3 separate regions of the Homo sapiens genome follow, and regions 1 and 3 are each linked to region 2. A link is a contact called in ENCODE Hi-C or POLR2A ChIA-PET data. All regions are on one chromosome and are shown on one strand. The core of a region is the stretch at or near the end of the contact, and the rest is flanking DNA. Distances in the headings are between cores, read along the strand shown. Region 1 holds the start of AKIP1 (A-kinase interacting protein 1). Region 2 holds the start of FHIP1B (FHF complex subunit HOOK interacting protein 1B). Region 3 has its middle 44 kb from the start of ZNF195.

The links. A loop is a pair of places that touch in the nucleus more often than their neighbours do. ChIA-PET counts read pairs that join two places held with the same protein, here RNA polymerase II (POLR2A). Pooled maps may share reads with other maps.
Region 1: a loop to region 2 is called in a map of CD4-positive, alpha-beta T cell, with 6 times the contacts of the local background. The contact joins the promoter of AKIP1 here to the promoter of FHIP1B in region 2. A Hi-C loop is called at or near these places in 1 of 168 maps with a recorded cell type or tissue (CD4-positive, alpha-beta T cell) and 6 of 50 pooled maps. POLR2A ChIA-PET finds 5 or more read pairs at or near these places in 1 of 52 experiments (Panc1).
Region 3: a map of ascending aorta shows a loop between it and region 2 (6-fold over the local background). The contact joins the enhancer-like site here to the promoter of FHIP1B in region 2. A Hi-C loop is called at or near these places in 1 of 168 maps with a recorded cell type or tissue (ascending aorta), 2 of 37 single-sample maps with no recorded cell type and 11 of 50 pooled maps.

The regions. Positions count from the first base shown.
Region 1 is chr11:8,908,950-8,912,619 of GRCh38, forward strand. It overlaps AKIP1 (A-kinase interacting protein 1), which reads left to right and starts at 2,240. Exons shown (of 6, transcript NM_020642.4): 1 at 2,240-2,274; 2 at 2,495-2,722; 3 at 3,504-3,584. The coding sequence starts at 2,501. It also overlaps a transcript of DENND2B not described here. RefSeq lists a silencer at 2,005-2,284 and enhancers at 2,375-2,444, 2,455-2,544.
Region 2 is chr11:6,232,292-6,235,885 of GRCh38, forward strand. FHIP1B (FHF complex subunit HOOK interacting protein 1B) reads right to left here and starts at 2,345. Exons shown (of 12, transcript NM_001098794.2): 1 at 2,253-2,345. It also overlaps a transcript of CNGA4 not described here. RefSeq lists silencers at 2,020-2,069, 2,250-2,549 and enhancers at 2,592-3,282, 2,680-2,759.
Region 3 is chr11:3,421,369-3,424,854 of GRCh38, forward strand. It overlaps the pseudogene FAM86GP. Among named protein-coding and RNA genes, the nearest start is that of ZNF195, 44 kb to the left of the region's middle. RefSeq lists silencers at 901-1,040, 1,071-1,210, 1,711-1,920. Within about 2 kb of position 1,628, at least 36 of the 41 ENCODE cell types and tissues checked have a DNase peak (open chromatin) inside an H3K27ac peak, as active enhancers do; they include ascending aorta, where a contact is called at or near this core.

The DNA.
Region 1 (3,670 bases), core at 990-3,489, 2.7 Mb after region 2:
CTCACAGAATCCTAATGGCAACCCAATTCACACATTCAAGGGCTATTTTTAGTCCTTACTGTGACAGACAAAATAGTAAATACTAGATGCACCTTAAACTCTAAACACTACAGATACAGTCCCTTCCCTCAAGAAGCTCAGTCTAAAGAAGTTAGTACTATTGGAATCCCCAGATATAGAGATGAGGAAAAGTGAGGCTCAAAGAAGTAATATGTTTGCCCAGAACCACAGAGCAAAAAAGTGGCAGAGAGCCTGGGCAACATAGGGAGACCCTGTCTCTACGAAACATTTAAAAAATTTGCAGGGCGTGGTGGCTGAAGAAGAGGATCGCTTGAGCCCAGGAGGTCGAGGCTGCAGTGAGCCGAGATCGTGCCACTGCACTTCAGCCTGGCTGACAGGGTGATACCCTCGTTTCTTTATTAAACAAAAAAGAAGAAGAAGGAAGAAGGAAGAAGAGGAAGAAGAGGAAGAGGAAGGAGGAGGAGGAGGAAGAAGGAGAAGGAGAAGGAGAAGGAGAAGAAATGGAAAAAAAAAGATGGCAGAGCCAGAATTCAAACCAGCTCTCCCGAGTGGATATACAGGACCCCATGCACGTACAACCACTATGTTCTAAAGGAGGCACTTGATAAACCCTTATTGAAGGAAATGTTTTGGAATACCAATAAAATGAAAAAAAAATCATCTCAAGAATAATGTAGGGTTTCACTCACTGTTATTCTTTTTTATAAGGGGAAAGCAGGAAATTTGCAAAAGTTAAGTAGCATAGAAGGAGGTCGTATTGGTCGGCTACTACTCACCTGGTACCTGATAATTGCTCATCAAGCCATCTGTTGAGACTAGGTGAGGATGGAGTTTCTCTCCTTTTTCATGAACCACAGAGGAGACTTAAAGGAGGATTTATTTGTGTTCCTTAAAGTGACCCCCACTGAGCGTGTCCCTCAAAGTGGACCTTCCTAAGCATCGGCGCTTTGCTTTGCGCTGGGTGGTGCGGCTGAGTCACTAATTAGCAGTGAGAGCCTGGGCTGTATCTCCTACCAAATAACCAGCGGAGTGGAGTGACAGGTCCTTACTTAAACATGGTTTAAGTAAGCATTCACAGTTCCTTACTTAAACATGGTGCAGTCTTCCTAAAAGATGGAGTCAGACCCCAAGAGAACAGGTCTCCAAAAATATGTGAATCCGTACTTCCCACTGGAGGGGAGAGAGAGCTGCGCTGAGGGATTATGAGAGACCCTACAACTTCTCAGGCGCCCCCTGCCCCGGGGGCCAGGAACATCTGCAGACAGCCCCGCCTCCGTCTCGCCTCAATCCCGAGCTGTTCCCTTCTCCAAAGGCCACCTTGGCAGCCACACAGTTTGGCCTAATCACCTCCTCAAACAAGAGTAGCGACACCCCAAAATGTAGACCAAGCAGAAAGAGGCGCGGGAGGCACTTGCCTTATTCCCCATGATGTTTTTGTTTTGAGACGAAGTCTTCCTCTGTCGCCCAGGCTGGAGTGCAGTGGCGCGATCTCGTCTCACTGCAACCTCCGCTTCCCGGGTTCAAGCGATCCTCCCACCTCGACCCTCCCGAGTACCTGGGACTACAGATGCGCGCCACCACTCCTCCTACTGTGTGTGTGTGTGGACACGGGTTGTCGCTATGTTGCCTACCTAGCTGGTACCCCATAACCACTCCTGGCTAGTGTGTGTGTGTGTGTGTGGACACGGGTTGTCGCTATGTTGCCTACCTAGCTGGTACCCCATAACCACTCCTGGCTAGTGTGTGTGTGTGTGTGTGTGTGTGTGTCTACACGGGTTCTCGCTATGTTGCCTACCTAGCTGGTACCCCATAATTTTTTAGCTCAACAGGAGACCTGCCTTTATACCCACCAAGTTAAGCAGCGCAGTAGCCCTCTAAGGGCCAGCCCCACGCCCAGAGGCTCCTCTGACAGCGTGGACAGATGCCCTGGGCTGCTGGCTCGACTCAGTCCTCAGCCCCCAGCCCCCGACCCCCGACCCCCGGCCCCCGACCCCCGACCCCCGGCCCCCAGCGCCCGGCGCCCCGCCTCCAGCGCTCAGCAGTTAACCAGGCAACTCGCGCGCAGACGCCAAGGCTGGGACGCAGAAGGCGTGTTTGGCCGCCCAGCCGCCCCGCCTCCCCCACTTCTCCCGCCTCTCCCGCCTCTCCCGCCTTCCGCCAATGGCCCAGCTGCGCCGGCGCCGCCGGGAGCGCTAGGCCTGGTCCCTCTTCCTAGAATAGCGTTGCGCGCATGCGCCTTGACGAGTGAGCCGGGTGAGGGGGCTCCCTAAGTAGCGGAAGGGGTAGATGAAAATGGAAGGGGCGGGCGCGCTAGGCCTAGTCCTGGCTGGGCTCCCGCTGGAGTGTGCGTTGGGGGCGGACCAGGAGCGGTGGTCTCCAGGGAGGTCGAGGCTGGGGCTCCCACCCGGATTTGGAGCAGGGTCGCCGCGGCCCAGCTGACCCGCCGGCGTTTGTACGTTGTGTGCCCACTCAGGGAGCCATGGACAACTGTTTGGCGGCCGCAGCGCTGAATGGGGTGGACCGACGTTCCCTGCAGCGTTCAGCAAGGCTGGCTCTAGAAGTGCTGGAGAGGGCCAAGAGGAGGGCGGTGGACTGGCATGCCCTGGAGCGTCCCAAAGGCTGCATGGGGGTCCTTGCCCGGGAGGCGCCCCACCTAGAGAAACAGCCGGCAGCCGGCCCGCAGCGCGTTCTCCCGGGAGAGGTGAGGGTCGCTGTGCCGGGGGCCGCCCCAGTCCTTCGCGCCGCGGTAGCCCGCTGGGAGCCAGGGGTGCGCAGCGCAGAAGCAGCTGAGGAAACCTTCCCTTAGCGGAAGCTGGAAAGGATCAGAACAATGAATGGAAAAGTCCTTTCAAAACGCTTTACATTTGACAGATTCTTGTTGGGTAGCTGTAGAATAACGGTAGTGTTCAGCCCTGGTTGGTTACTTAAAAAAAAAAAAAAAAATTAGCCGGGCGCGGTGGCTCATGCCTGCAATCCCAGCACTTTGGGAGGCCGAGGCGGGCGGATCACCTGAGGTCGGGAGTTCGAAAGCAGCCTGACCAACATGGAGAAATCCCGTCTCTACTAAAAATACAAAATTAGCCGGGCGTGGTGGCGCATGTCTGTAATCCCAGGTACTAGGGAGGCTGAGGCAGGAGAATCGCTTGAACCCGGGAGGCGGAGGTCGCGGTGAGCCGAGATCGCGCCATTGCACTCCAGCCTGGGCAACAAGAGCGAAACCTCCGTCTCAAAAAAAAAAAAAAAAAAAAAATCTTACAGCTATCATCTGATAGTAGAGGAAAGCCTGCAAGCCTGTCTCTTAGATCCTGGATAAATTGCATGTCTATCTTTTAGAGTTGGAATTCTTTCTCAATAACATCGTTCTTTCTGACATAAACTTGCAGAGCCTTTCCAAAAGTAAAAAGGAGACTATTTCCAAAATGGCTTCATTCTCCAGTAGGGAATCCTAGAGCTAACCTGTGACGTGCCATTTATTCAAATAGAGAGAAGAGAGACCCCCAACCCTTAGTGCTTCCTTCAGAACAATGGCTGAATTCATGGACTATACTTCAAGTCAGTGTGGGGTAAGTTGGTGTGAACCAAAACTATGCCCCATCACCTGCTGATGGACCACATTTGGATCTTTCTGGAATTTACGGAGAATCTGGAC
Region 2 (3,594 bases), core at 1,095-3,594:
TCATCCTATCACTATCATGATATGATCCACTATCAAGATGTGATCCAGGTATTATATATACCTGTTCCAATGTCACTGCGACAGCATTAAACATAACCTTCATCCCTATGTCACTCTCACAGTCCCTTTTCTGTCTTTTGGAAATAGAACAATTACAAATCATTAAAAAATCCTCCCACATCACCTTCAGTGTCTATTATAAATCTTCTTTCCCAAAGTCTCTCTCACTCTGAGACAAAATTCTGGGTTCAGCCTTGCCACTGTATCCCTGTATGATCTCTGGCTACTGAATTTAATTTCTCATCTATAAAATGAAAGTTCCTGTCTTTGTCTACAAGGTATCTATATAAATCAGTATAATAAAATTTGAAATCCCTATGTAAAGCATGAATGCTGTTCAGATGTTAAGTTATACAGAATCATTGTATAAATGTATGCTTCCTCAACCTAATACAACAGCCACACCATCATCACTTTAAATTTCTGAAGTTCATAAAGCTATAGAAATAATTTTTAAAATTAAAAATTGGGTTGACACTTTTTATTTGGGTAAATTAGATCTTTTTTTTTTTAACCCACCATCTACTGTTACCATTACTGCATCAACGAAAGAGCACTGCAACACCAAAAGAATAGGAATGATAATCTCTGAGAATAAATTTATCTTCATGAATAACCATACTGTCTTTCTCTCCCTCCATCTTGGATAGATGATAATTTTATCATGTACAGGGTCCTTGGTCCAGTGTTTAGGAACCACTACTCTAAACTCTGAACTGTAAGTTCTGACTGACTGGGCAAGTTGCCAAGTGTTCTACCAATATGGAGGCCTGTCTGGACTCCAGAAAGAAGCAATGAGAATATACCACAGGATATAGGAGTTGGCTCTGAAGCTAAGACTCTGGAAAAGAATGGGGACTGAGGCTGTCTAATTCTCAGGAAATGGTCTCTCCCTGTCCACTGTAGAGTTAAGGAAAGACTTAACTCTTTCTGAGTCTGGAAAGAATAGGATGTCCCAACCCCATGGCTGACTAGCAGTAGAGAGGAAAATTTAGTAGTGTGAAAGTGGCCATTATCACTGAATGCCAAACCAACTTTCCAGAATTTCACGTGCATTTGGGTTGGTGGGGAGAAGAGGACCTAAAAGAATGCTAGTAAGATGAACCCAACTACAGGGTGTGGAGAGGAAGAGATAAATTTTCAGGTGGCTAAAATGTTCAGTATCTTGAGACTGATGATGATTTCACAGATGTGTACACATGTCAAAACTCATCAAACACACATTTTAAATATAATATAAACTAGCTTTTTAAAAAATTCAACTGTAAGAAAGGAGAGTAAGGCCATCCTGTTTGGGATCCTAAATATAGTACTGTATAGGGCAAACCATATGACCTCCATAAAAGTAGAATTAGCAACTGAATATGGTCAATCCAATCAAAGACCCACAGTTAAGCACAGGTAAGGAGCAACAGTGGAATAAGGTTGTCCAGAAGCAAGTAGAGAGAAAACACAAGCTGTCACAGCGCAAAACCCTTCATGAGAGGGCCCATCTTCAACTATGCAGTCCAGAGAAGGAACTCGAAGGAACTGAAGTTTCTGTGATTACTCTGTTGAAGTCTGAGCCTCAAATATGACTTTCATTACCATAGTACTATTGCCTATGACACCTTCATTTTCTCGTCCTCCAGAATATGGAAAGTCCATGGGAGCAGAGGAGTCAGGTGCACAACACTTCCATCTAAGCTGCCCTACTTTGTCTAAAACTATTGCTCTCACTGGACAGGGCAGTCCATCGAAGGAGGCCTCAGAACCAACCTCTCACCTTTATCCAAGTCTCACAAGCCCTAATTCCCTCCTCCCATGCCTCGCCTTCAACTCCCTCACCAATTTGCCGCCACCCCGCAGGCTCCCACCTGCGCCTTTTACTCTCTCTCTCCTCGCGCAGGCCTTACCCCTCACTCTAGTCCCAGGGTATCCTTCACACCAGCCCTCAGTAGCCCCAGCCCTAGTAAACCGCGTTCAGGAGTCCCTTCAACTTGGCACCTCCGAAAGCACCCAGCCTCTCACAGCCCCTCATTTGTCCACTCACCTGTAAGCTCTCACCCTCCTTCCCTATCTTAGACACTCACACCCGGACCCTCACCACCTGCCAACCCCTCACAACCAGTACAGTAACCAAACCCGTCACCGTCTTTTCCCAGTCTCTCATCCCCACAAACGACTCTCCAGGCCCTCTGGCCCATGCGTACCGTTCACTCACGGAACGCCGAACCTGGCCGGGCCCGGTTGCTGCTGCGGTGTTAGGTGAGTTCAGGCCGCCGCCATCGCTTCTCAAGCGCACCAGCCGCGCCCCGCCCCGCGCCACACGCAGCCCGCGCCCCCGCGCACCACACGCAACCGCCCGGCGTCGCACGACTGGGCAATGGCGTGCCAGCTCATTGGCTGAGCCGGACCAAACCCGAGCAAGGACGCTTGTTTCCTGGCAACGGCTAAACGCAAGGGCGGGGTCGCCGACGGCTATCCGAGGGAGGAGCACCGCCTCTCCTCTTGGTTCCGTCCCTTCGTACGTAAACCCCGCCCCTCAGAAGGACTCCGGCGTGTCATAGGCGAAGGCCTCTGGGAAGGTGGAGGCCGGCAGGGCGGAGGCGGAGCCCGGGAAGGAAAGGTGGAACCAGAGGGCAGAAGGCGGGACCTAAGGAGAGGCGATTTTTACAGGCAGGGAAAGATCAGAAGGGCGGGGCTTGGGAGAGATGGAGCCGGAAGAAAGACGAGCGAGAAAGGGGTGGGGCCATGGATTCCAGGAGACGCTTGGAGTGGAAGAGTGGGTGTGGAGGGGCGAGGCTATCACGAAAAGAGAGGAGGAATCAGTAGGTGGGCCGGGCCTGCGGAAAAGTGGAGCCCTAGAGAGGGCTGACTGCGGGCACTCTAGTTCATTTTGCTCCATCGTCGTGCATAGCTTGGTCTCTACTTTAGTACCCCAGCGGTGACTGCCCCTGGCTCCCCCAACACCGCTGTGCTGTGCTGCTCCGTCACCCCTTGAGCACTTAGTCAAGGAACACGGAATAAGTGCCTGCATGCCCAGCTGGATTCCGGATCAATTAGAACCGGCCTCTGCTCTCCAGGACCTCAGAGAATTGCAGCGTAGTGTAATAAGTACATTACTACGGGGGCCACCTAGGAGCAGCACTTAGCATGATTTGCATGTATAGAGGATGAGAGGAAGGTACGGTGAAGGAGCTTAGGGAAGACTTCCGGGAGGTGACGGTGTCTAAGCCGAGTCTTGGGAAACAAGCAAGAGTAAGATAAACTAAAATAGAAAAATAGAAGTTTCAGATAAGGCATGTAGTTTTAAAAGTACTTTACCGGCTGGGCGCGGTGGCTCACGCCTGTAATCCCAGCACTTTGAGAGGCCGAGGCGGGCGGATCACGAGGTCAAGAGTTCGAGACCAGCCTGACCAACATAGTGAAACCCCGTCCCTACTACAAATACAAAAATTAACTGGGCGTAGTGGCGCGCGCCTGTAATCCCAGCTGCTTGGGAGGCTGGGGCAGGAGAATCGCTTGAACCCGGGAGGCGGAGGTTGCAGTTAG
Region 3 (3,486 bases), core at 378-2,877, 2.8 Mb before region 2:
TTGCCCAAGGTCACACAGGGCCAGGGGTTGGGCCAGGTTTCGAAGCAGGCAGGCTGTCTCCTGGGTCTGAACTCTCAACTACTGCACCCTAATCAAACAATCCCTCTGGTCAAATGTGAGTGGTAATAATAGTACCCACCTCGTGGGTGTTGAGGGTGAGCCCAAGTTAGCATTCAGCGTGGGCATGTGAACAATTATAGTCAATATTGAATGGAGACCTATGATGCTTTTATGAAGGTTTCTATTTTGGGTTAAAAGTGCACAAATTTCTCCTGACCGGAAATGATCTCTGAGTGCAAATATTTCATATCAATGGAATAACGCAAATGATTAAGCAACACCCCATAAAATGGGGCAGACCCAGGGAGGAATATATATCCAAACTCACTCATCCCAGTGAGCTCACCGCACATGAATTACAAATGGGGCCGGGTGCATTAAGCCCCTCTACTGGCAGAAGGGAGGCTGCTGCCTGCCATGCGCCTGTGCTGAGAATGGCAGGTCCCCAGGGAGACGAGAGGCCACCCCCTTCTCTGTCTCTTCCATCACAGGCGTGAGAACCTCAGAGCATGAGCCGATTCTGTGCAGTGCTCGACATACAGACGAGAACACTGAGGCAGGAGAGACAGCCTGTGACCTGGTCACTGCGCTCAGGAGGACGTGGTTACCCGTGGTCCTGAGGGCGCTGACTTTTTAGAATGGGCGAGGGCAGCTCTGTCCCAGTGACCAGAACGGTTACTGTCTTTAAAAAGTCGTGAAAATGATCGTGAACTGTACCCCACAACGAGTGCGCGTCTGCCCCCCAAGACGGTGGAGAGGCCCCCAGCTTCTCCCGCCAGCTCGCGGGGCAGGAGGGGTGCGAGCAACTCTGGCCAGGCCCCAGGGACGGGGACCGGGTCGCGCGGACCTGACCGGCGGGAGCCCAGGCATTCACGTGGCGGGAGCGCTGGAGGCTTCAGCACGGAGACCCATCCCGTCTGCCCCTGGACTCCCGCGAGCCCCGCGGGCCTCTCCGCTCGCCCCGCCGCCCACCTGCCAGGGGAAGGAACGCAGTGCGCGCGCCGCCAGGAAGCGGCGCTCGAAACTCTGCAGCAAGAGTTCGGTCCCCGCGTTCTCCTCGGGCACCATGACGGGGGCGGGGCCGCAGCGTTGCCGGGAGACCGGGCGGAAGCCGAGCCTGGACTGAAAAGGGGGCGGGCCCAGGGCAGTGCGCGGGGGCAGAGAGGGGGCGGGGCCTGGGGGTAGGCTTAGGATGAGAGTCGTGGGAGCGGCTCTAGGGCGGGGCCAGGATGAGCGTTATGAGGCGGGGGCCTGGGGTGGGGCCAGAATGAGCGTCTTGAGGGCGAGGCCTGGGGTAGGGCCAGGAGAAGCGTCGTTGGGGCAGGTCCTGGGGAGAGTTCAGGTTGGCGTGTCCTGGGGCGGGGCCAGGACAGGGCGATCCTGGAAGCGGGGCTTCGGAAACATCCAGGTTGGAGACGTCCTGGAGGCGGGGCCTTGCGTGGGGGCAGGATAAGAGTCCTGGAGGCGGGCGTTAGGGTGGGGGTAAAGGACGATTGGGTTCAGGAGGCGAGACTCGGAGCAGAGCCCAGGAGACAGGTCCTAGGGCGGGGCTAAGGCCAGACCCGGAGAACGGCTCAGGAGGCGGGGCCAGGGCGGGGCGTTGACTATGTCGTAGCACGTGGCCAGGCGCTGCTCGGACTCTGGGAGGCGGAGCTTAGGACGGGCCTACGTGGGGAGGGGCCCAGGGTCCGGGAGGCGGGGCCGAGTCCGGGCTGCTGGCTGCGCTCAGGAGGCGGGCCCTGGGAGGCGGAGCTTAGGGAGGGGCCGGTGTCGGGAGGGACCCAGGGACTGGGAGGCGGGTCGGGGCTGGGCTCAGGGGCCGAGAGGGAGCTGGGCTTGGGGCGGGGCCGAGACGGAGCGAGGGGTCCAGGGTGTGAGAAACGGGGAGGGGTTTGAGGAGGGGATTGGAGCGTGGCTCAAGTTCGGGAGGCGTTACCTGCGGAGAGTTTGAGGCAGGCCCAGGAGCGAGCCCACGGTCTGCCGACGCGGAGCCAGGGACGGGCCCCAGGATCCGGAGCTTCAGGCGGGGCCGAGTCCGGGTTTGGGGCCCGGGAGTCGGGGCCGGTTAGGGCGAGGGTCCCCGGGATCGTCCGGTCAGGCCTTGGGCCAACGTAGGCACTCTCGCAGTTCCTCCGCCTTCAGGAAGGTCTTTTTGGCAGGGGCCTTATGGGTGCGCGCTTCGGTCCTGGAGGCGTTATCCTAGCCTCCTCTCCATCAGCGCCACCCGTCCGGGGCCCGATAGGAGGGAGTTTTCCCTCTGTCCCCCACCCTTTGGACTGTCACCAAACAAGCCATTCGTTCACCAAATACTTATTAAGCGCCTACCATGTGTCTGGCAAGGGAGATGTAACAGTGAGAAAAACTAGGTGTGGTCCAGGCCCTCCAGGGGCTCAGGGGCTCGTGGAAGAAGTGGACATTGAGGTACTTATCACACAAATAAGTATAAAAGTACAATAGCGATATCTGCCACGAAGGCGAGCAGACAGAGCTAGCGGGGCTTCCAGGAGGAGTTTTGATCTTGCAGGGACAGGAAGGAGGAGTTAGCTCCTGGGGGGCGGGATTGGGGGTGGTGGTGATATAGACGTGGGGGACAGAGTGGAAAACAACAAAAATATAATTATTTTAGTTCAAAGTTATTGTGTCTTGAGTTGAAAGGCTGGGCAGTTAGCAACACAGTTCAGATTTCAGTACTGCCCCTGAAATCTGAACTGTGTTCAAAGTCTAAAACGTTTACCTTAGCAAATCCCTCATAAAACTCCATTTGGAAGAGTCCCGAGAGCTAATTTGTTCAGTGTACTTGCAAAAGGTAGATGAGGAGACAGACAAAATCTTATTACCTCTTTCAGATGAGAGGCACTTGAGCCCTGCTCAGCTGCGAGAATAAGAGAGGGGAATTAATTCTATTTGAATACACGTGTTCTCTCACAGCTGTTGTTCCCCACCAGAACCAAATGAGCGCAAGATCTGACAAAGAAAAAAAAAAAAGGTTCATCTTTTATTCCCCCAAACACTTTCATTTAAATCAAGAGGGTGGGATGTGGTTATTGCTGTGTTTTTAGACAGAATCAACAGTTTCTGGGTCTGAGATATTGCATACACCCTCTCAGTCCCTGTATCCTGAGATGGAGTCACCTGAGAATCCACAGCATGTCCTAACCTGGGATGGGTCTGGGTGATTAAGGAAGGTTGGCTTTAGAACTGGGCCGGGGCACTGCTTTGCTTTTGCTGTTTTGATCAGCTCTCTGCCTGCAGGAGAGAAGGAAAACCAATGGGAACAGGTTAGTTACACTCATAAATCCTGGGCTTATTTTATTAACTCACATAATAGCTATTAATTGCCTTTCCTCCAAGGAGCAAAAGGGCATATACGGTCAATACTATAATAAGTACCACTGTATTATGTTATACTAAAATATTAATAAATCG